2 separate regions of the Homo sapiens genome follow, and region 2 is linked to region 1. The links are chromatin loops, found by intact Hi-C in ENCODE. Cell type or tissue: Caco-2. All regions are shown on one strand. Links, peaks and the distances in the headings refer to the core of each region. The heading gives the core; the rest is flanking DNA.

Region 1 (12,982 bases), core at 3,116-11,115:
CAAACTTTGTGATATAGGGCCAGGAATTTGACTTTTCTTCAACCTTGGTTTATTCCTCTTATAAAAAGTGAATAATGATGTATATCTCGTAGTGTTATTATGAGAGTTAAAATGATGATAAATATAACATCTAGCACCTATGCACTCAATAACAACTATTCTAATATGGTTGAGTTGGCAACAAAAACTGTTACTGAGAATCCATGAAATTTTATTAAGAAGTGAATTTTATGGTTCAGTAATAATTTCCAAAATAATTCATTCAGTAATTTATTTACAAAATCTTTATTGAGTCAGTATTATGTACTAGCAAATGTGCTGGGGATATGGGACCAGGCACAGTCTCTAGACTGATGGGGCTTACAGTCTAGTGGGTAAGTTAGAATAGAGAAGAAGGAAAGGGAAATAATGGTGTCAAGACTTTTACCTGAAAAGGTTGAATTCTTTTCTATTTGACTAAGAAACGCATCTACTGAGAACACCTATTTTGTAGGCAAGCTGAACGGTTAGATACCCAAGTTATGTTATTACTGTGTAACTAACCATCCCAAAACTTAGTGGCTTATAACAAACATTTTGCATTATCTCTCATGGTTCTAGGGGTTGATGGGGACTCACTCAGCTGGGCTGTCCTCAGGATTTCTCACACACTTGCAGGCAAGTGGTGGCTGGGGCTAGAGTCATTGGAAGTCTCTGCTGGGTTCACTGACATGGCTTGCATGTGCTGCTTGCTGCTGGCTGGGAGCATGGGTGGGGCTGTCAACCAAGATGCCCGCATGAATCTTGGGCTTCTCACAACACAATGAGTGTTCCAAGAATGGGCGCATTCAGAGAGACCTAGGTGGAAGCATCATGGATTATTATGACCTTCAGCTTTGGAAACCACAGCATCTCACTTCTATCACTTAACACATTAACAGATGGCCCCAGATTGAAGGGGTAAGGGATACCCAGGGCATGGATTCAAAGAGGGGTAGTTCACTGGGGAGGGAGCGGTAGGTATCCTTGGATCTGTGGAGATGAGCTACCACAGAAATCCTGCAGATAGCTGGAATAGTGGCTGTGGAGTAGGGATGAGTGATTGTGAGACAGGATTCAGATTTGGAAGACATCAGGGTAGAGGTTACAGTTAGAGCAAATGGAAGACCAGTTTTAGAGGAGTGGAGACTCTTAAAGTTATTCAATGGAAGAAAAAACTGAACCAAAAATAGGTCTCGTAGGGGAAGAATGAAGAAAGTCTAAACTCAGGGGTGTTAATGTAGGGAAGTGTTTCATCAAGAAGCATGCTATCAAATTTAAATATCTCAGAGTCTGAGAAGAAAGAGATCTAGAAATGTATGTGATTTAACAAAAAGGAGATCAATGAGTCAGAGCATAGTATAATATGTGCTAGGAGTTTGAGTTTATAGTATAAGATTATGAGTTAGATTGTTCCAGAAGGACTTCATGAATGGAAGGAGGCCTTAGCTGGCATTTGAAGGGTGTATCTGGGAATACATCCCGGAAAATACATTGTGGTTGTGTGTTTGGGCTGGTTGCATAGGGAGCCAACCGTTCACCAAACCCGTCCTCATCTTGCTGGATATCCCACTGGACTACATTAGATGTTATATGACTCTGAGCTCTGATATGTGCCTATAACAACCGTCCACGTGTGATTCTCCATGTTCTCTCTCCTTTTGAAGTGACCCTAGAAGTCATATGTTAAGGATGGCAGAGCTGAAAGATGGAAGAATCCTGAATCCCTGAACCACCCATTGTAGGAGAGCCACCTGCCAAGTAGGAACACCTGTTTTGGGTTTTAAGTAAGCAATAAATAAACTTTTGTATTAAGCCACTGACAGTTTGGTTAATCTGTTCCAATGACTAGCAATAGCTAGAAGTGACAGACTCCTTTAAAGGGCAAGAAACAGACTGATGAGGCTAGGGAGGAGGGCTGGGAATGGGAATAATTGGAGAAAAAATGGAAAAAGTTGGTGGTGGCCAGATTATGGAGGACTTCTTACAACATTACCTCTTACATTTGTATTTTCAAATTTGAAAAACATGTCATATTATCTTTTTCTTACATAGCCTTATGAGGCAGATATTAATATTACATTTTAAAGATGATGAAATTTAGGCTTAAAGCCAGTGATTGTATCCTAAAGTTATGCAAGCACAGAGCTAAGGTTTGAATGTGGGTTGACAGAGTTGGAGGCTACTACTCTCTCCAGTAAATGACAACTAACTCGTATGGCCAATTGAAAGTTGGAAAGTACTACAAACAGTCTATGTGTTCAAGGCAGAGTCTAAGGATTATTATTTTGGTAGCAGCTTTTAGGATGAATGAGCACTGATTCTAATTAATGGGCTTTGGAGGCAGCAAGGAGCAAAGTGATAAGCTTGAATTAAGGTGGTGGCAGATGAGAAGGAAAGGAAGGGTCAAAGTAAAGTTTTATGAAGAAAAAATTTACAGGGACTGGATCCTGGGTGTGAGATACAAGAGTGAGGCAGGATTAGATGCTACCTACTGTTAAGGTTCAAGTATGTCTGGGCATGTTTAGCAAAATGGTAGGGAAGGCCCCAGAAGAGTTAATTTGCATGGGGACTTCATTTATCTTGAAAAGAGGACTTTTGTACCTGTCTGGGGGAATGGAAGAGAGGTGCTTATTCAATTCCCAGGGCCCTGGTCTAGATCTGAGACAGGCAGAGAGAGGCACAGAAGGCAAAAGCAGATGAAAATGGTTTCATAAAAGATTTTGTGAAATGTGGGGCAAAAGACTGTTTCGGAGCTCAAGGAACAAACATGTTATGACATGGTGCTGGAATAACAGGCCCTCTAGCCTTTTTCTCATAGGACCTGCATGGCTCTGACCCAATGCGCCTTGAAGGGGATGTGCATTTTTTTTTGGAATCGAGTGCACTCTGCACATTTGGGAGCCTGGGGATAGCACAGGGGCAAGAATGGCATTTGGGAATTGTATCCCTCAGAAGGTGCCAGTGGGGCAGCAGCACCTGTGCTCCTATGGAGTAAGCAGGCAAGGGCTTCTCATCTGCATAAGTGGGACACTCACAGGGGGCTCAGGAACACCTGGTTGGGGTGAGGGGCCTTGCAGCACGTGGGGACAATGGGTGAGCAAAATTTGAATTATTGCTATTGATGTAGTTATTTGCCTCTAACAATTGGTGAGCCCTGGGGAAATTCTGGATCCCACTGGGACCCATGCTGAGAATATTAATGTATAATTTAATGAGGAGACACCTTCCACACACAAGATGGGATCATTTAAGGATTGAGACCTGAACAACAAAAACCGGCTTATTTATACAAATGTAACCTAATCCTAACCCTTTTTAAGCTTCTTATTGTGCTCTTTTACTTGATGGGACTTGGTCTGGCAGCATCCTTGGTGTTTAAGAGGTTATATTTTCAGAAAAAAAGAATTTTTTTTTTACTTGAATGTTTCAAAATGCTTTCATGGTATGTGAAGAAAGCCACTTGATTAAAGTGTCTGTAGTTTACATTAAATCCCTTCTTTCCAAAGAATGTAAAGTTCTGGCACAAACTAAAAGGGTTAAACTACACCTGGCCCTTTCACTGTGTCATTGCGAATATTGTGAGTAAAGTCCAAAATATGAGTCTTCATGTGAATATTTGGTAATTTCTCCCTGTCCCGCCCCTGCACCCGGCACCCCGCCCCATGCATCTCACGCTGTAAATATGTTACTCATTTATCAAGTACTGTGTGGTGGGCAAGCAAATTGGCACTTTTGACACCCCCTCCAGTAGTAGAGGGAGAAAACCTGTAGAGACTAAACCTTTGCTCATTCATCTGTTCATTGTACCACCCTTCTCTTACAAAACCCACTAACTAGAAGCCTCCTGGTATTGGTTCTGCGTCTGTTTGCTCCTTCTTCCGTGTTTTTGAGATGCAGAGCTGCCTGTTTAAACACACAAAACCCATCCACACGTTGAGTTTAGATGAGACCATCCTAAGCCACAGGCTATTATTTTTCCTGCTTTGAGTATCACTACCTCACTCGCATTTGTTATCCTTAAAGAAATGGCTCCCAAGGGCGAGGGAGCAGCACTGTATCTTCCTTCCCCCCTTCTCAGCAGCCCTGCTTATTTGATAGATTGCTCCATTAAAACAAATCTATTTACTTAAAGACGGACTGCCAGACTTCCATAAACACTTGTGAGAGAAAGACAGTCCGGTTCGTTGTTCTCTGCCCAGCCATTATCCACGGTGTTTCAAGCCTTCTGTATTTTGGCCTGGAGGACAGAGACTTGGAGGTCGGTGTGGCCACATTTTCTGCAGGAGCTGTTTCTGGCACTTCGGGTGTTGCTCATTCCCTTAGCTGCAGCAGGGGAGCCAGTGTCACTTGTAGGCAAGAATACAAAGCAAACTGAAATGCTAAAGAAATAAGTTGGCAGAGCTTGTTCCACAGGCCCAATCCAACAACAACCTAGTAACCATTTAACTTTTGCCCATTTGTTTTATTTGTTGCATCATATGCTTTAAGGCAAAGTTAGCACAAACAACTCATTCATCCAGTATTTATTGAATGTCTATGATGTGCCAGGTACATCATAGGCATTGAGGCAATGAGGATATAGCATCGAACTAAATCAGACAATAATCACTGCTCTTCTGAAGCAAACATTCTAGTGGGAAAAGAAAACAATTATTAATATTGTATATTAAGTGAAAATTATGCAGTTAAACATAAAATTATAGGGCTTCACGTATTTCATAAATCTATTTGAAATAACATACAGTGTCATATCACTTTACAGTTTGTAAATAGTTTTTTATATATCAGGTGAAATGAAGGAGGTACTTTCATATGTTTCAACTTTGTTATCATTTCAGTAGCTCTGTGAGGTGGGCATTGTTTACCTTGTTTACTAATGGTGAAGCTAAGCTCAGAGTTGGTTGTATAAGCCCAGCTTTGCAGAGTCACCTCAAGCTCAGACACTCTGCCAGAGAAACTAGAACAAAACCTCAAACCATGGGTCCAATGAGCTGTATGTTTTTGAAATAATACTGGTAAAAATGTAAAGACTTTTACAAGGTTAATAGCGGTCTGACAGTCATGTGGAGGGAGACTCAAGGAGATTCATAAATTATGCTACTGTCACTTGCATCCGTCCATACTTTGCCTCTTAGGGTGTTACATACTCAAGAAATCTCCGGGAGGGGTGTGTGGTACAAGCAGTGGGAAACTAAGCGCCACACTCTGCTGCTTTGCAGTGAGATGCTGGAAAAAGACTACTGCATTTAGAGTTTCCATACCTGAGTCTCAGTTGAATCTGTGATGTGGGCTGGAGATTCCAATTATTGGGAATGTATCTGGGGCATTCTGGGGCCCATGAACTCCAGAAACAAAAAACCCCAAACTCCCTTCAGAGGCAAAGTCCTGCACTGAGGAGAAACTGCTGGGAATAGAATCCAACCTGACAATAGGAATAACAACACCAACAGAATGAGAAATTCCGGTGAGAATGGGAGAGGGAGCAGAGAAGGAACATCTCAGAAAGCCAGGATGTATTTATCTCCTTAAAAACAACAAAAGAGGTAATTCTAGAGCTATGGGCCTAGAAAAGTGATCTAGACACATCCTTCTCTCCTAAAAGTGGAGAAAAACTCATCTTTCTGAAAAATGAGCAACAGAAAAAGGATCGTGGGTGAATCGCATACAAAGTTATGCAAAAAGGAAAATAAAAAGCAGAAAATGTCTCTATTCAATGAAGAATTTAGAGAAATATGCCGAAATAGAAGACAATTATAACCAGATGTTTCAAAATAAGCTAAAAAATTTAAGAAAGTGATAGAAACTATGAAAGAACAACAGAAATAAGAATTAGAAAAAACTCGGAAATGAGAATTGGGCAAAAGGATCATTTCAATGACAACAGAATTTATAAAAAAAAAAAAACTTTTTAAAAAATTAGAAACGATAAAACTGGGAAGAAAGTAAAAGTTAATTAACACAATGAATATTGTCTTAAATAGAAGAGGGAAAAAAGAAAAAAATTTTAAAAATCAAGAAATGAAGGAAAGAAAGTGTTTGAGAGAAAGTGATACATAAAAGAACAAAGAACATCCAATATACATGCTATAGGAACCCCCAAAGGAGAAAAGCAAATAAATGAAGCACAAGAAATACTAAAATCTGTAATATGAGGAAACTTTCCTGAAATAAAAAAATGAAGTCAGGTCTCATATTAAAAGGAATGACTTGGGAAAACTGTTCCCCAGAAAACCAACACCAAGACATATTCTAGTAAACATTGGACCTAAAAGAGACAGAGAAAAAAGACACTTTGGGTATCCAGGCAAGAGGACAATTCACGTGTTAGGGAAAATAAATAAAATTTTCATCAGACCATCCAAGAGCAGTATGTTAGCCCGAGAACAACAGAATAATAATTACAATACTTAAGAAAATGTCAGCTAAGGAGTTTATATCCAGCCAAACTTACCTTCACATACACAGTTCAGACATGCTTTATGACCATGCCCAAACTTAGGAAGTGGCAATCCTATGAGTTCTTCCTGAGAAATCTACAAGAGCCTGTGACTTAGACAACCCTGATTACTGTCAAGGTGTTGGTGGAAGGGCTGGTGGGCCTTGCTGGTGGAAATGCTCCACTAAAAGGAGGAAGCAAACTAGGAGAAGGAAGGATGGTATTCAGGATGTATGGGATCCAATGCAAAACAGGTGAAAGCAAGAATAATCTGAAAGATGCCTCTATAGAAAACTGTCTTCAATAGAAGCATGTTGGAGGGTATGGGAAACTTAGTCAGATGTTTAAACAAAGCATATGAAAAAAATAAGACAATTATTAATTCCAGGACAGACAAAAAGTTGTATAAGAAATTAAATATAATCATAGTATATTACCTGACTTAATGAATAATATGTACATAGTCAAAATACAGAAACTGAATATAGATATGACTCCAGATATATTAATAAGACAAATTATGTTTAGAGAATATTGAAGGGGAAAAGATAGTATAATTGAACTGTTATCCTAATCCACTGTAGTAAAAATCAATAGCTAATGAATCAAGTAATAGGATTATATTGTATATATTATTCAGGAATATGGAGGCAAAAAATGGAGGAAAAACAGTAAAAGAGTTTGAAGACATTGTTTCTGGGGGAAAAAGATAAGGAATGTAAGAGGGATAAGGGACTGTTGTTTTGGTTATAAGACTTTTAGTCCAATCTGATTTTTTTAGACAGGGTCTAGCTCTGTCGCCCAGGCTGGAGTGCAGTGGCATGATCTTGGCTCACTGCAACCCCCGCCTCCCGGGTTCAAGTGATTCTCCTGCCTCAGCCTCCTGAGTAGCTGGGATTACAGGCACACACCACCACGCCTGGCTAATTTTTGTACTTTTAGTAGAGATGTGGTTTCACCATGTTGGCCAGGCTGGTCTCAAATTTCTGGCCTCAAGTGATCCACCCGCCTCGTCCTCCCAAAGTGCTGTTATTACGGGCGTGAGCCACCGCACCGGGCCCCTCCCTATCTGACTTTTTGTCCGAAGTGCACGTATTCTTTGATAACAAATGAAAATGATAATTAAAATAGAAAAGCCTCCACTGAGCCCTGACTTTCAAACAAAACCAACTCCCTGCCCATCACATTCCCAAAGGCCTCACCCTGGCAGGTGACCAGCCGTCTCTCCATGGTCTCTTCCAGATTCCTCGAGGTCTGAACAAGAACCACTGACGCAGAACGTGAAAACTAGAAGCGTTCATTAGCGACCACCCTTTGTTTGACTGATGAGGAAATCAAGGCTGATGGTGAGTGGCTGGCCCCAATGTACTGCTCTCTTGTTGTGTTTGACTTAGATCTTTGGTCTCCTGCCCGGGATTGGTGTTCTTTCTGCTGTCACAAAGTGCTCCCTCCAGTGAGTGTATTCGATCCATGTGAACATCTCCCTTCAGGCCGCTGGTGGTCTCAGCGCCTGCTTTTCCCCTGTCCTCTTAGGCATGCTCTGATGTGAACTATTTTGGAGCTGCCTTTGGGCTGAGTTTGGCCGGATCCAGTGCACTTTAACCTGCCCTCTGCTGCCCTCTGCTGGCGACATCTGGGCTTTGCTGTTCACCCTTTTGGGCGTGGCCCCACCACTTCCTTTCTGTGAAGAACATTCTTTGCGTCTGGGCATGATTGTGCCCTCTGACCTGTGCCAATCCATGTTGACTAGTCCCGTCTGTTACCTGGGAGCTTGTTAGGAATGCAGAACCCTAGGCCCCACTCTATATTTATTGAATCAGAATCTGCATTTTAACTAGATCCCAAGTGATTCATATGCACATTAAAGTTTGAGAAGCACTGTTCTGGGTCAAACTCAGCTACATTCAGGAAACAGTCGAGATCAATCTTTTCTACTCAGTAATTATCTTGGATCACTCTAATACCTGTTCCAGTTCTGTCACTTGGTAATGATGATTTCTGGTCCAGATGCTTTTTTCTGCCTGGACGGCTGTCTGCAATAACAGAGAACAGGAAGTGCCATACTTGGAATTCTAAATTTTAAAAATCCACTAAATTAAAAGCTGAGATGGCAGGAAGGCATAGCACGTGTATTGTGCTACAATATTTCAATCCTCCTGCATCTTTTCCCCTTTACCTCCCACAATTAATAGGAATGTCATTTTGGCTTTGAAGATAGACTAAACTTATCCTATAAGTTTAAAAAAGATCTATTTTGGTTTTGGAGGGTCTTATTTTGTTGTGACATGGTCTTGCTCTGTCACCCAGGCATGTGCCACCACATCCAGATAAATTTTAAATTTTTAGTAGAGATGTGGTCTCCTCTCCCAATGTTGCTCAGGCTGACCTTGAACCCCTGCGCTCAAGTGATCCTCCCGCTTCAGCCTCCCAAAGTGTTGGGATTCCAGGCATGAGCCACAGCACCCAGTCTCTATTTTGTTTATAAATTATAAAATCTTTTTATATAACTGCACTGGGTATTTGGGAGACATTAGTCTGCAGGGTTTTCAGAATGCTAGAAACACAACATGTTACTTAATGAAGTATTCCCCCATGTTCTCTTGCACAACTTCATTCATTCTCAGGCATTTGACTGTCAAAGGTTTACTAAACACCCACCATAGACCAGACATGTGTTTGGTTCTGAGAATTCAGGGTAGACGTGGTTCCTACTTTCATTGATATTCCAGTCTAATGTGTAAGACAGCGATTAAGCAAATTATGATTTCATAACAACTGTATCAAGAGAAACTGATGAAAGTTTAAATTGGCTTCCATGAAAAAATGACATTTAAATGGAGACTTAAAGGATATTGGAGTTGGTGAGGGGTGAGTGGGAAAGAGCAATTTAAGTCAAGAAAGTCCTGAGAGGAGCAGGAGCTGAGTGGGAGCACCAGAAAAAGGAGTGTGGCCGAGCGCAAGCTGGAGACAGTCTGTGAGGGACATTGAGGCCAAATGGGGCAGGGTTTAGTGGCACCTGGAAGTTAGCTGGTGGTTGATCTTATTGTAAGAACAATGGGAGCCACTGGAGAGTTAAACACAGGGAAAATGATGTGATAGAATTTTTTCATTCTCACCAAACTTGCTATTGTTCATGCAGGTTGAAGCTGACCCTAAGTCTCTGGGCCATGGTATCACTTATGGGCATGCCAGACTTTGGGTTGAGTGTAGGCTCTGAAACCATATCCCCCTGTTCCCAGCCGACCAGAAAAGACAACTAATTCTCTTCCTTCTGCATGCCCCAAGAACACAGAACTGTAGACTGTGGCTACCCATGTTCCATCTACTTCCTGAAAGAGGTCCTCCCCTCCACTCTCTGCCATCCAGCCCCCTCTTGCTCCAAAACTTTAGTAAATGGGTTTAATGTAGTCTGAAGTTTTTCTACAGAGTATATTTATCACCATAGCAAATGATGCTCATTCTTTGAAAACAAGCCTCTGGTGTATAAACTATAAGGATAGTTTTATCCAGGCATAAAGCAGAGAGAGTGATACCAGTTCATGCCTGGATAGAATTATTGGAAAGGGGAGTTCAAAGACAGAATTCTGCTTTGACAAGAAGAATTTCAAAATATGACTTTGCCCCCCAAAAATTTTACTTCAGAAGGGGGAACTCACACTATTTGAGAAGGAGTAGGCAGGTTGTTTAGAAACTCTGAAAATGGATTAAGTGGGCATGTTTGCTTTTATGGCTTACAGCAGAGTAGAAGAAAAATAACACTAATCTATTATTAGAAATGCAATTTGCTTTTAAATCAATTATGCAGAGACTGTGAGAAAGAGGAGTCAAAATAAACTTAGTATAAGTCAGGAAGATTTTACTCTGTAACTAGGTTTTGTTTTTTTGGGTTCTATATTTGGCTATTACTGAAAAATTGTTTATTTAGTGAAATACATTAAAGTTTTCTTAACACGCATAACTACTTTTTACATAATTAGCCCTTCTGTAGCAGTATTTCACATCTGTCTTTGCTATAAGTCCCAAGGGCAGCTGAACCCAGGCTGCAATGGGACACATTGACTGGCCACCTGAGCTTGTGGCTTGGTCTAGCAAACAGGGTCCCCAGAGATATCCCAAGAAGTCTAGAGGACCAGTCTCAGAAAACAAACCAGTGTTGGTGTGTGTTTTGTAAAAAAGTTTCTCCAAACTTACATTTAGCACTTCTCTGATCACAGCACTACCTATTGCTTCGGATTGAAGCCAAGAATCTGCTTTTGCAATTTTAGTCTGCTTCCAATATGTCAAAAGATGCTGTAAAATTCTCAGACCTGGCTGATCATATACTGATTTATACATTTCTATTTCCACCTACATAAGCACATGCCATATAACTCACCAGAGGCTTCAGGAATAAAATCACACAATGACAGGTAGTAACTCTAAGAATCCTGCACAATCAGTGAGTGTCCGAGCTCTTCTAGAACTCTCGGTGAGCCATCAATAGAGCAGGTGCAGTTGGAGGATGATTTATTCTTCAACTGAAGTCGATTCAAGTCACTTTCTAGGGAAAAAAAGTGTTGCTTCTTAGGGAGCTGTCATTTCTCTCTACATTTCCTTTTCACTCACCAATCTTGCTTGAACCAGGCTCCCTTTTAACAGTGAATGTGGAAGTAAGAATGCAGAACCCCATTCTGAGGAACAAACAGCATTTAACAGGTGAACTTGTAGAAGGAAGACCAGTATCTGGGCACCATCAAACTTAGTAGGGCATTTCTAGTGGAACAGAAATGTTTTCTTTGCGGACAGATATCTAAGGGCTCTCACACTTTCATTTCTTGGGAAGATAATAAATGCAGTAAAATATGTTGTTTGCTTTAGATATTCTGGATGCCTTTTCCTGTGGGATTTCTTCATGTGCCTTTTTTGTGCTGTTTTGTGTTTCTGTGAACAAGAAAGAAATGTGTTTCTCTTATGGCTAGTGGCAAAAGTAAGCCAGGCTGGAGGTTTTTTCATTTACTGTAAACTGTAACTTCCTTACAGCAAGGTGCTTAGTATTGGGGGATGGAGTTTACAGAATGAATACAGTTGAGTGAGGTTAGAAAGAAAATCAGAGACAAAGAAAGTGGCTATATTGAGGATGTTTAAAATGTTCTATTTTCTGCAGAGCCACGTATAACAAACTGACCTCTGAGAGCCATATTCACAAGCTCATTAAAAGCCCAGAGCTAGAAAAAACCTCCAGATGTATGGCCTATTTCTCACTCCATCCTTGCCATGGTTGGGCTTAGGAACTTTGACTACCCTGGTGAAGAAGGAGAGAAAAAGAAGTGGGAGGGAGAGAATCATTTCAAATGAAAGGTTTAAATTTGAAGTGACTGGGTAAACTTAAGTGAAAATAAAGACTCTAAAGCTAAGCTAACATCGGTTTTGGAAACATAAAGCAGTGTAAATTTTTGCACATCCCACTCTCAGTACAGAATCTCTGAAACTTAAATCTGTTCAGGCACCAAGCAGAGCCCAGAGCAGTATTGTACGGTAGTTCTTCCCAAGAGCACTTCCGTGCATAGAACTTACAAGCCATCCTACTGAGTTTCCCAAAACGAAATCATCACTGGATGTTCCTTTGATACAAAAAAAAAATAATAATAATAATAAAAAAAAGAAGAAAGAGGAGGAGGAGGAGAAGGAGGAGGAGGAAGAGAAGAAGAAGTCATCATTCTTTTTCTGGCATTGGCCAGTTTTGTAATGTTAAAATTTGATATTTTTAAATGTATACAACATGCCTGGTCCTGTGTGCCTCTGGGGTAAAGATAAAAATATGGTACAGTCTTGCCCATGAAGACCTGACATTCTAGTCAGAGACATTAGATATATGCATGATGAATACATGATTAAGGAATAGGACAGCGTATCATGAAGTGATCATTGGGTAAAACTGAATAACAATGACATTTATTGCACACTTGCTATGCAACAGCTTCTGTATTAGTCACTCTATGTCTATTAACTCTTTTACCGTGACAACAATCCTGTGGGGTAGGGGTGATTATTATCCCCATTTTACAGAAGAGAAAGTGGAGACACGGAAAGTGAGTGCCATCTTGGGGCACTATGTCTTTGAACTAGTGTTCAAACCTGGCCTGAGATTTGCTGCCTCCCAGAGTTAAAAGGAGAGAGGAGAGCATGGGTCAAAGTTATTCGAGTGGCTTCTTAGGAGAAGCAGAGTTGGGCTGGGTCCAGAAATAAGAGTAGGCAGTTGTGAATTGCTAGAAGTGGAGGTTGGAAGGCCTTCCAGGTAGGAGAACAGCATGAACACAGGAGGGCTCCAGGCAGGATGAGTGGAAGGCTACTAAAGAGAAACTCTGACATGGAGGCCAGTGTGTTCCAGTGGAAAGAGAATAGGCTCCAGGGTTATGCCCATCTTAAGTTCCAGCCCAGTCACTTACTTGCTTCAACTTCCCTGAGCTTAAGTTTCTTCATCTATATATTGGAAGCAAATTAATAACCTCATCACAGAGTTGTGAGTAGTCAAGATATGATTCATAT
Region 2 (12,982 bases), core at 2,934-10,933, 310 kb before region 1:
TCATTATAATTTTCATTTCTAGAGGTTATATTTTGTTCATCTCCAAATGCATTTGATCATTTTTAGAGTTCCTATCTCATATTTTTAATTTTTTATTTTCTTATATGTTTTAAACATGTATTTCATACTTAATTTCTTATAATTTTGACATGTCAAGAATTTGCTGCTCTGATTTTGTTGTCTATTATTTCTGCTAGCTATCTTTATTTTGCCTCACTTCTTTAGATGTTTGGTGATTTATTAATGTGAGCTTATATCTTCTTAGAACTATTCTCTATGGAGTTTTTCAAAGCCTGTGTTAAAGGTGGGTTCCTCCATAAAGTTTTACATTTGCTTCTGCCAGTCACTTGGAAACATGTTAGATCACTTTTAAATCTTAATTTGACTTTCATTAGGCCACTTAGGTAATGTTAATTTGGGTTGAAAATCCACAGAAGAGCTAGCTTATGGTTATAAAATTCATAGGGGAAATTTTTTTTAATCCTTCATTCATTTTTTTAAAAATTATTATTATACTTTAAGTTTTAGGGTACATGTTCACAATGTGCAGGTTAGTTACATATGTATACATGTGCCATGCTGGTGCGCTGCACCCACTAACTTGTCATCTAGCATTAGGTATATCTCCCAATGCTATCCCTCTCCCCTCCCCCCACCCCACAACAGTCCCCAGAGTGTGATGTTCCCCTTCCTGTGTCCATGTGTTCTCTTTGTTCAGTTCCCACCTATGAGTGAGAATATGCGGTGTTTGGTTTTTTGTTCTTGCGATAGTTACTGAGAATGATGATTTCCAATTTCATCCATGTTAATCCTTCATTCATAGCCTGAGTTCAAGATTTCTCTCCCCGGATGGATTCTGGCTTTGTACTTTGTCCCCTGCTACGTTACAAGGCCCTGAAAACCCAAGCTCAACTTTACCCCTGTCATAAGACAAACACTTTCAAGATGAAAACTGCCTTTTGTGCTTTACTTACCACTTAGGATTACATTTTACTTAGGTTTGGGCCTCAGAGTATTATTGACTTATTGACTGCCAACATATTGATGAATTTGAAAAGATGTTTTTCATTTTCTATCCAACATTTTTAGTTGCTTACTGCAGGAGGTACCAGGTCCATCATAGCAGGAAACAGTAGTCATGGTTGAATGTTATTAAATCTAAACACGCACACACACACACACACAGAGAGAGAGAGAGAGAGAACTGCACTGCTAATAAAATGTTCTGAATTTAGTATCACTTGTATACATGATTAAAATGAGCAGATAATAAATTTACCTTCCAAGGTCCATAATTGCAGCTCTTTGTCCCCACCAGTAACTACAAGCAGTTTTTCATTAAAGAAAAGAAAATGATTGAATAATCCAAATTAGCCTGGGCAAGAAAATTAACAGCTGCCGAAAATGAAATGTTTGAGTTATGAGCCATGTACCACTTTGGTTTATCTGCAGCCAAAAGGTTCAGAATCCTTATTCAATTAACCATGTTGCTTGGGAGGGCCTGGTTGCCCTGAATAAGAGCTGCCTGGTGATGAGTAAGAGGTATCCGTGACACACAAGTTCAGACCTTGCAACTCTGTTTTTGTTGTTTGAACTTTCTTCTCCGTTGTAGCTAGGGATCCGGCATGGAATTTAAGCACTTGTGTGGTAACTCCATTCCTTCAAGCCATTGTGTTGTTAAGCTCTAGCTAACGAACTTTTAACACTGGCTCCATGTAAAGCAAGACTTAGAAAACAGCAGCGATCAACATTTTTGGTTTTATAATAAGATTATATAATTTATATGTCTTCATGCAACTAAGATGCTCTTGCCTCCCTAGACCAACTGCTCCCTAAAAGGTAGCCTTTAAAATATATATATGAAAAGTAAAGAAATAAACCAAAGTGCACTAACAAAAATTAAGAAGTAACTTTCATTTCAAAAATCATACATACTGTGGCAGAAACTTCAAAAAGCATACCTGTTTTAAAACTTAGGAACTTTGCCTAAAATAGAGGAACCATAACTGTATAATATTTTTAAAAGGTGAGAACTGCCAAATGCACCAGTCATGTATACTTTATCTCATGTGGCCCTTTTCTTCCATGCCAATGTTTTTTGTTGCTTAGGGAGATCTTCCTGATAATGTCACAAAGAATGTCTCTCAGACCCATATAGATTAGGTACACTTTGGCTTGCTAAGAACAAATTTTTCTTTAAAATAGCTAAGCTTCATATTGCTTCTAACTATACTATCTTGAGACTAAAAGCCAAGTGACTGAAAGACAAGAGACTGAATTTCTTCTCTAACTCATAAACCAGTTCTGAAGATACTTCTGTGGGAGAAAATTCAAATATATTTTGAACAATGATATAATTTGACATAAAATATCTCAGTGTTATTTCTTTGAAGAATTACACTTTATCTAAATGTGTACACCGATTACTAATGTCTTAGTATGTTATAGTCTTAGCACTTTGCAAAATTGGATTTGCTTTTTGCATCTTTTCTTAAACTGTGATCATATTATAAAGAGTAGTTATGTAATTTTATTTAGGTGACATAGAGGAAGGTAGGAATATGAATAAGTAATTGGTGTCAAAAAGAAGTGAGGAAAAGCTTTTGAAATCAGAAGTTTCAGTTAAAGCTTCAATTATATCACAGCAATAATTGGTTTCTGCTTTTATAAATAAAATACTTTTATAAATTGCAACAACTTTTCAAGGAATATAGTTAGTTACATATTGCAGATATTATTTTCTTTATATTTTAGGAAAGTTGTCTGGGCTCATGTTGCATTTTTTTAAAGAACCAATTTCCCACATTATACATAAAAGTTCTATGCTACATTTTGTTTTCTTATGAATGGCAAGAAAATTAATAAAAGTGACTTTTATTCATAACATACTAATACCTGAGACCGTGTACTCCAGGCATACTCTCCATTTCAGTTCCTACCCTATATTTTCAATGTTTGAGTCATTTGCCATTTTTAACCCTCTACTCAATCAAATCCACCTTCACTTTTTAAATCCAATTCATCCATCAGGAACACTTATGTACCACCCCCTACATGAAGCTTTCCCTAATTCCCCACCCTCACCCCACCACCAAGTTGTAGTTAATCTCCCTTCTGTTTGCCATATAGCTCTTTCTTCATCTATTAGGGCAGTTATTAAGTTTTCTCTTGGTTTCAGTATTCCTTTACTATTTCCCATTAGAATGCAAGCTCCTGAAGATGAGAGATTCAGTTTTGTTCCGATTTCTTTGCACAGGTAAATACTTGATGGATAATCATCCTTGTTTAATGATGAAACCCTAAATTTTCAAACTATTTCAACTTTCTAAACATTTGTATGATGTGCCGTTCTAAAAATATGACATTAAAAGTTTAAAATTTAAATATTTTTCCTATATCAGTGATATTAAAATATATAATTATGTCAAATTATCTAGCACCTGGCACATTACCAGGTAAAACATTGTATTTACCTGAATACTATAGCTGTTTAACCATAATTAATTAATCAATTTAAAGTGAAGGGCTGTTGTGGGGTTGTTTGATGTTGTTGTTTAATTTTTTTGGTTTGGGTGTGTGTGTGTGTGTGTGTGTGTGTGTGTGTGGTGTGTCTGTTGTGGTTTGTTTTTTGTTTTGGGTGTTTTGTTTTGTTTGGTTTTGTTGAGACAGGGTCTTACTCTGTCACCTAAGCTAGAGTACAGTGGTGTGATCATAGCTCACTGCAGCCCTAAATTCCTGGGCTCAAGTGATTCTCCCCTCAGCCTCCCAAGTAGCTGGGACTGCAGGCACGTGCCACCAGCCTGGCTCATTTCTTTTTTTAATTTTTTGTAGAGACAGGGTCTTCTGAAATTGCCCAGGCTGGTCTCAAACTCCTGGACTCAAGCAGTCCTCCTGCCTTGGCCTCTCAAAGTGCTGGGATTACAGGCATGAGCCACCACACCCAGCCTTGGTTTGTTCTTTTAATCCAAACTTCTTGTGTAGCTGTTAAATATTGGTACCGTGCAGTCCAAAGTTTGAAATTTCACTCCATGATGAACTGAAGTCTGGTTTTATTTTGTTGACTACAAAGTTTATACAAAATTTCCAGAGAAGAAAATAGGCCATTTAAATCCTTATTGAGCAATAGTGATAACTACATTGCTTGTCCAAATTCAGGCAAGGAGAAGAATGCAAACAATGTATAAACCAGTGTAAATTGTTTGGATGTCCTCTGATGTTGCTGCATGTACTTTAAATCATGATTTCAAATTCAGTGGTCCCTCATTTTCTAAAAACAACCAAAGTTATATGAGTTCTTATTACTTTGATATACTTTCTTGACATTTTACTCTCTGGTTATATTATTCTTTCAATACCCAAGTCATATTTTAAGATATTTGGGAGCAAAAATAAATTGTGCATGAATATTACCTACCAAACTACAGCTTCAAAAATTGATATTTGGTTACTAATATTATTTTGTCTCTGATTCAGTCTCCACCAGTTTTCATCAGGTAACATCATGTTGAATGATGATCCTAAAGCTTAAAAACATGCCTGCCATTCTTCAACAAATAGGTCAGTTGTATCAGACTCTCTGAAACACTCAAGCAAAGAATATTCACTGCATTTTACTTGTATGACCATGACATTAACACACTTTAAGTTCCTTAAAGAAGATTTTCTTCTCATAAATCTATTCTGTCTGTGGCTAATCAAATTACATTTTTCAATATAGTATGTCCTTCTCCAATATTGTTTCTAGTATGTACCTCATACACAAAGTTGACTATCTTGATTATAATTGACTGCTGGCAGAGTGATTCACTTTTGATAAGAGTAACTGTATTTTGCTTGTGATTTTCCAGGAAATATAGCTTTTTTACCATGAAGGAACAGGAAGCCAAAACTTCCAGCATTGTTTTCTATGTTGAAAAATTAAAATTATATAGATGAATATTGCTCAAATGCTAGCATGTGGCCAAATGAATCATATTTGCCTTAAAGTAGCAAAAAGGTTAAGATACTATCTTAGTTCATACTTAATTTTTCTTGAGATTCATCACAGAAGAAATGAAAACGCTATTGCTTCCTAGCTCTTGTCTTGAACATCTAAGTGCTCTTAGCTAATAACTTTTTACTTAGAATTATATCTTTAATTCTAGGATCTCTAAATCACTTTGAAACCACTTAATTAAAACATTGTCCTTTTATGTAAAACCTTCACATTTGTGAAAAATGAGAACAGAGGAATTGAAAAACATTTATAATGTGACATAAGCAGGCATTTTGAGAGCTAGAATTGCAAACGTGCATCCATCCCTAAGCTGTTCAGGTTGTCAGCCATACTGCTTCCCTATCTGCGCTGTTTAGAGCTGAAACCTGTGCCATCATGGTTAATGTTTTGACAGATTTTATTATAAACCTTGCTGTTGTAAATTTGCCTTGAGCCAAAATTTAACATGTTGTAAGTTCAGAAACAGTTTTTACTGTTGGTGATCAGAAAGGGAAATAAATCAATTATGCTCTTTTGAATGATAGGAGTATAGAGTTTAACTCCTTAAAAGTTATACATTGCTTGAAATTTGGGACAAATTCTCATTCTCTATGTTCAGGACCTCTCATTTGTCAGTAAAACCACACATTAACACTTTTGTGACTATTGTAAAGGAGAATCTACCAAAGGAAGTATTATGTAGCTTATATATGCTCACTAAATTTTACAACCAAAATATTATCCCTAATTTTTTTAATGAAAAGGTCCGTTGCCTTAGTATATGGAAACAAAAATGTAAAACTCTTGGAATAGCCACTTTCTTTCCAGATAATTTATTCAGAATGCTCTTTAGTGAGCCCCTATTTTATAGTGTCTGTCATCTATTCTTTTAGAACTACTTATTTTATTAAACATGCTCCCAATCACTGCTGTTACTAACAGCCTGTAGATCTAGATTTTTTTCTCTCTAAAACATCTTCATTGACCATGACCATTAATATTTACTCATAAATGGATTTGTACACAGGCTCAACCATAGCACATCAGTGAAGACAAAAAGAGTTGTTACTCAGTTCTTTACCCTAGAATAAATCAAATCAACAAATATTTATTGAATGTCTACTATGTGCAAATAGCCCTGGACTGTTCAGCTTTTAAAAGCCATCCAACTTTTCACATTAACAAATCAAAGCATTATTATTTCAAGCATTGCAGAAGCTGCTTCCATGTCCTTAAGGTGACAAAGCATATGAGGACTTTGCAAGTACTTGGAGTAAAGGAAGAGAAGAGAATTCACAGAGTGAAAAGAGGAGAAAGAGTGCTCTAAAATATCACCAATGGACTGCAACATGTATGTATGTACACATAAGTTTATGTGTATGTGTCTATATTATGTATGTGTTTATATATGTGTATACATACAATGAGAAGAATGAGTGAATTTGGAGAGAAATAGCCTTCGTTAAAGTACAATAGGAATAGGCATTCACATTTCAGTCCAGAGTTTTGCGTTAAAAATAGGCTTACTAGTTTAGTGTTAAGTCCTATGATACCAATAAACCAAAATATATCATGGTACAACAGAAAGTTTGATCAATTTGGAGTCCCACATTCTAAAACCTGGCTTGCCCTGAAGTGTATTTTGAGATAACCTCATCAATCAATAGAATTATAATAAAAGAAATGACTTGTACATTGTCATTATAAAAAATTATTGTATAGGCCTAAAAAAGAAGTTAATTTTATCATAAATAAAAGAAGCTACTTAAGAGCTCATTTTAAAGATTCTAATTGCTATTGGAAATGAAATAGAAATTACCAGTAACAGCCAAAACTTGTGTACTTCATTAACCTACACTATTCTGTGTGCTTAATTTTATTAATCTATAAAAGATAATATACTGTCTATTCACATCAAATAATTAAATGTATTTTGTTAGTGAGGTATAAAAGAGAAACTGGTGATAATTTCCAGCTTTGCCAAACAGAATTCATCCTGGCTGTTTTGCACAGAAGGTATGTGTATATGTTGGCCATAGAAGATACTGTCATTGACATTCTCACAGGGGATATCTGGTATCAACTTTAAAATATTTGTTTAGGAGAACTAATTTTTAAACATCAATTTTTGCCTCCTATTCGTAGGCTAAGTTTAATTTCTAATGAAAATCAAAACAGACTCTTTAATCTTTTTAAATAGCAGATTTTCTCTTTCCTAAAGTGCCTCAGATTAATTTCTTAATTTTTGTGTTCAGAAAAAAAAAACTAGCATAGCTCTATTCAAACTTTATGCTTCTGTTACAAAATTGTTCATTATTAAGATCACCTTGAAGCAAAGATATCTTCTCATGTCGTCTTTTAATTACTTGCTACTTTGCCTATCTGGTTGTAATTTATCTTCAAACCATACCCCGATTGCTCTGTAGTAAATTTTGGATTTCTTCTCACATACAGTCTTTTTTTTCTTGGTAAAATTATCCCATTGGCCTTCTTAAACATAGTAAGCACTTTCAACCTGTTACTATTTACATTGGTTTGATATCTTTCACTTATTTTCTTGCTGTATTGTAATTAATGTCTTCTAGATGTTCTAAATAAAATTGCACTTGGGTGATCCAGATCCAATGCTTATGTTCATGAAGAAATACTATCTTTAGAGTTGTTTCTAATTCTCACCTAACCTTTCCCTATCTTTTGACCAGGATTCCCAATACTGAGACCCTCTTACCTAGGACCTAGCCTGGATTCACCTGCCCCCTTGTGGTGTTCCTCTCTGAGAAGTTAATTTCTGAAATTTGGGACAGTTAATTAATTTCTGATATTTGGATTTGGCATTACATAGCCTGAGAAGAGAAACCTCATTACCCTTGTCTAGTAGGCTAGAGTCGGAAAAGTTATCTTCTTTTAGCCACTGGCTAACATGAAAAGATGAAAGGTATTTTTTCTTATTCAGAGCACAAGAAGGAACTTGAGCACTATAAAGAAATGAGAAGTATAAAATAAGTGACGATGCTTAATTTTGTCTAGAATCAATATTAGTGACCTGCAGATTGATAAACTAAAGTGTTACAAAAATTCTCATATAGCAACTAAATCAAGTTTATTCTTTGTCAGTGTCTCCATTTTTTAGTGAGTGGAGAAGAAAGGGAGACTGGTATTCTATTTTATTTAAATTTTATATAGATTGCCTAAGCCTTTCATCAAGGATGAATATATAAATATAAAAAATAAATCAAATATTTTATAATGTATAGTCAAGTGTGTTTGATATGATTGATGCAAATAGATTGTTTCCTTTTCTCAAAAGGAATTCCTTCCTCACATGTCACAGCACTAACTTTTACTCTTCAATTGAAGTCAATAGAATTTGCACATGGAAAGGGGATGTGTATATTCAATGAGTGACTTTACCTAACCACAAATTCAGTGACATTTTTCAAGAATAAGGACTTCATAATTAGGCCTCTAGTTAATAACAACATAGAGATAAAAGCAAGGGAAAGGGGAAAGAAAAGTACTATTTTCATAAATAAACCATTTGTCTTTCTTAGGAGGAAGAGATAGATTAATAAATTATTATTGTTAGCAAGATCCCAAGTAAAATTTTAAAGATCTCCGTTTCTGTCTGTTAACTGTCAAATATTTTTAGCAGAAAACAGTTGTCTCTTTACATGGTGTTCTACCTCCCACCCTACCTGCACCCAAGCCTGTTTGGATCGAGAAATAGTGATACTCTGTGACATTTTAAATATCATGTCACCTGACCTGAGATCTAGAAGAAGAAACAGTATGCAAGCTTTAATAAAGCTATTTGCAGGCCAACTCCCAAATTTCTAGTATTTACCGCTCCTTTGCAGTTCCTCTTACATTTGTAACAGTTGACCTACTAACAGGTTCCCAGAAACACAGATTCAAATTTTGGCAGGCTTACCTCACCTCTTTGTCCTTCCAAAGTACATAAATGCTAAACTGGGTTCACAGTGAGAATGAGAGTCATTCTAACAAGACTTTTAAAACCAAGACCCTTTCTGCTCCCTACCAAGTTACTGCCATCTTCTCCGAAGAAATAAAGTTTTGTCAGTGTGCCCTTGGCATAATTTCTTCAGCCTGGATTAAACACAGGTGACTGAGAGTCCGCCTTATCTCCACAGGGCATTAGTCACTCTATAAAAGTTAAATTTATTATGAAATGCTTTGTTTGTGTTAACATATATCTTCTCTGGGAAGCTGGAAACAAAGGCATGTCCTTTAAGACTCCATATGGGGAAAACACATCCTCCTTTGGAATTTAACCTTAATTTGAACCAAGATCTGTGAAAGAAAAGTACTTTAGTGTATTGTTCCCTTGCTCCACCCTTCTATCCCCTTATCTAAATGGAGTTACTGTTGCTTCGTGTTTTTTTAACCCTTCCAATTCCAGTCCTTGCTTTCCTGAGTTTAAAATTTATCCTGGGAAAGAAATATATTAAAATAATTGTGGCAAACAATTATACTTTGCTTTTAAGAATGAATTTTTTTTGTAATATATTAATTCTGATATCCTTTAAGTTAAGTAAATGCACAGCCAGTTTATACATCTTCATTGTTCATTTTGTTGTTTTAAGATACATTGTAAAGAATATTTTATTTCCTAAAAATTTTATTTCCTGCATATCTTCTCTAAGATTCTCTGGCTAGCAAACATTGTTATATATGCATAGTTTACACCTTATTAGAAGTAAAAAAGAATTAAAAGTAAGAAAAATTTCCACTAGGAACAATAATGAGGTACTAGTTGAAAGACCAATTTTCGATCTGTTTTCCTTCAGTCTGTTTGCAAAGTCTTTGTAAGGGTTTCCTATGTATCTAAAATCCAGAGATGCTCCAACGCTCCTTTTCAAAAGCAAAAGCAGAACCTCCATTACTGCTGCCCCAGCATAACAGCCTGGTTGTTTAATAAGCATCAAAGAAAGCATTTCAAAAAGAAAATACTTTTATTTGACATTTTAAAAACACTGCTTCATATAAATGCTTAATATGTTTTAATAGTGTCTACCAACAAACATGTAATCATCCAAATGATTTTCCTTTCTTGACTTTTGTTACATTAAAGAAAAATCAGAAACTAAATTCAAATATGTTTAAGTATAATTTATTCTTAAAAACTGAACATAATTTTAAAATATACTTGTATGTAACCCCTCTCAAAATAACTATCCTCAGCATTATTAAATTGAAAATTTTGTAGCAAAAACAAAAGTAATAATTTTAGAACAAAGCATTTACAGATTCCTTTGCTCACATAGTTCATTATCTCACAGTATATTTTATTTAAATGGTAATATTGCAATTAGTTTGATAGACATATTTTTAAAATATGGAATATATATAAATAATGCATTTAAGGGACTGGGACATTTATCACAAGTTAATATCAAATCAAGATATCATTGTTTTCCCACCTCAGTTCCATCTATTTATATTAGTTCCACCCCAAGCAACCCTCATATAATGATCATTGAAGCTTAGTCCCTACTACTTGTTAGCACATGATTATATACTATCATTGTTATTTAAGTTCATAATATATATCAAGTTTCTTCATGGAAATTATAAACTCACATGGGGTAATAATGGACTGACAACTTGAATACTTCACCTCTTAGACTCTAAGTTTTTGGTTCTCTTGGACTTTGTGCTGCATTAGATACTAATTTGATTTAAAAAAATAAAACTTTCTTAAAAGATGACAGCCCTGTTCGTCTTGATGCCTTACTAAATGCTGTCCCCAATTTTTTCCAAGGATGATCTGGATGATTATCTTCATGGCATATGTAGATGCCTGTATAGTTATTCATAGATAGTTGTACCATATGATAGGAAGGTCATAGGAAGACCTTTCACTGGAGTAAAATGGTCAAAATAAGAGATGAACAAGATAATGGGAGAAGTGAAGATAGGTAAGTATAAGGTTGAATAGGCAAATGTTAACCAGAATTAAAGAAAATAATAAAAAGTGTGAGCTTTACAGGTGATGAGAAGAAACAATTTAGCAATAAAGGAGCAAAAGGAAGAGAAAGAACCAAACTAACTCTAAACTGTCATATGTATCCAGGGTGGTAAATTCCAAAACATTTGCAAAATTGGATGAAAAAGAGATTAATAGTGTGTGTGTTTATAAAAAATATAGACAAGAATGGTCTTCCCATGTTAAATTTCAAAGATGCAAATATTTGACAAAACATTAGAATAATAAAACACTGAATTTCTTTATTGATCATGAGGAATATTACTTAACCATTAGCTGTATTACTAGAGAAAACCATGTTAGATAAAATTAGAGATAAATAATGTTTGTTCATGAGAGTTGTTTATTTTTATCAATTCTTATTTATCTTTGAATCTTATAAGAGACACTTTAAAATGTTTAGCTAAATCAAAATAGTCCTTACCCAATGAAATCACAACATGATAGAGTCATGAGAAGTATGGATAATAAACTGTGGCAATGGGTGAGGGGTAGGGAGATAAGGAGACTGATTGTAAAACATCTGAGCTTTATCAATATATATTAATCATATAATAATTTACAAATAATGTACAGTACAATGAAAGGTAAAAGTAATGCTCTCAGAGGAAATGTTTCCATTCTAGTTCTATTTGGAAGTCCTTGGGACAATTTGTGTTTTGATTATATTTAGAAATCTTCAGTATTTTGTCTTGGCCAGGTGTAGTTGCTCAGGCTTGTAATCGCAGCACTTTGGGAGGCTAAGGCGGGTGGATTACCTGAGGTCAGGAGTTTGAATCACCCTGGCCAAAATGGTGAAACCCTGTCTCTACTAAAAATACAGAAATTAGCTGGATGTGGTGGTGGGTGCCTGTAGTCCAAGCTACTTAGGAAGCTGAAGCAAGAGAATCGCTTGGACCTAGGAGGCGAAGGTTGCAGTGAGTCTTGATTGCGCCACTGCACTCCAGCCTGGTGACAAAGAGAAACTCCGTCTCAAAAAAAAAAAAAAAAAAGAGTCTTCAGTATTTTGTCTAAAAGTGTATCCTGCAGAGAGGATTGAATGAGACAATAGAGGGGGGTTTATTGTTCGTATTTCTTAGTTATTTAGGCAATACCATACCTGGTGCTGGGGATACAAAGTTGAATAAGACATAGTCTCTGACCTCATGGAAATCACAGTTGAAAGGGAATTCACATAGCTTTAAATAATTGTAATACATTGTGTTAGGTGCCATGACAGACATAGGATCAAAACAGGTAAAAGGGCGTCTTGCTCTTTCTGTGACATTAAGGAAGGTTTCCCAAAGGAGATGATGTTTGAACTAAGTGCCATTGGGACTGGCTATTAAGAAGCCCTTGGTGACTTTAATGAGAGTGATTTCTGCTGAAATGAGAGACAAAAATCCAGATTGCAGTGAACTGAGAGGTAAATGAAAAATGTAGAAATGGAGACAGTAAATATAGACCACTTTTCCCAGGAAATTGCCTTCTACCTGTTCTTACTTGCTGCCTCTGAAAAGATATAGTAAGGAATTTCATGTTACATAGCACAATTAAGTGCTAATTATAGCAATGGATTATTTTCTGGGTGTTAGTGAAATAATGGCATTCTACTTGTACAAGCTCAGTAACATGAATCCTTCCATCAAGAGCCTCAGTACTTGAAGGAGGGTCATATCTACACCTTTGTATTATGAACATCTTTGATTCCCAATTCTATTTCTTTTTTCTACTCTGGAGCTTCACAGTCTCAATTGCCAAATACACCCAGATGAAATTTTCTCTTTTCTTCCTGTCTTCTATCTTTCTTATAAATTCTCCTTATACCTCTAACCATATCTCTTCAAGGGATTCAAATATTTTATCATCCATACATTATCTTTCTAATGTTAAATATTATTAACTGAATAAACACCAAACTTCTTAGAGCATTTAAGGCCCTTCAGACTTTTGTTCCAACCTACTTTCTCAGCTTTTATCTTTCTGTGACCTCCCCTTTCATGCTTCAATGTCACCTTGGG

The links. A loop is a pair of places that touch in the nucleus more often than their neighbours do. Peaks named below come from ENCODE experiments on the same cell type or tissue, not always from the same donor. Only the 100,000 strongest peaks of a DNase experiment are listed, where the experiment ranks them.
Region 2: it touches region 1 in a loop (11-fold over the local background); 2 of 110 quality-filtered maps call a loop at or near these places.

What each region holds. Positions count from the first base shown.
Region 1 is chr14:37,866,761-37,879,742 of GRCh38, forward strand. No RefSeq gene overlaps it. Among named protein-coding and RNA genes, the nearest start is that of LINC00517, 29 kb to the right of the region's middle. RefSeq lists a silencer at 8,120-8,179. In Caco-2, for the core only: a CTCF peak has its summit at 8,078 (motif pointing left); a DNase peak (open chromatin) is centred at 8,081.
Region 2 is chr14:37,558,037-37,571,018 of GRCh38, forward strand. No RefSeq gene overlaps it. Among named protein-coding and RNA genes, the nearest start is that of FOXA1, 31 kb to the right of the region's middle. In Caco-2, for the core only: a CTCF peak has its summit at 7,756 (motif pointing left); a DNase peak (open chromatin) is centred at 7,725; H3K4me3 peaks cover 3,172 bases.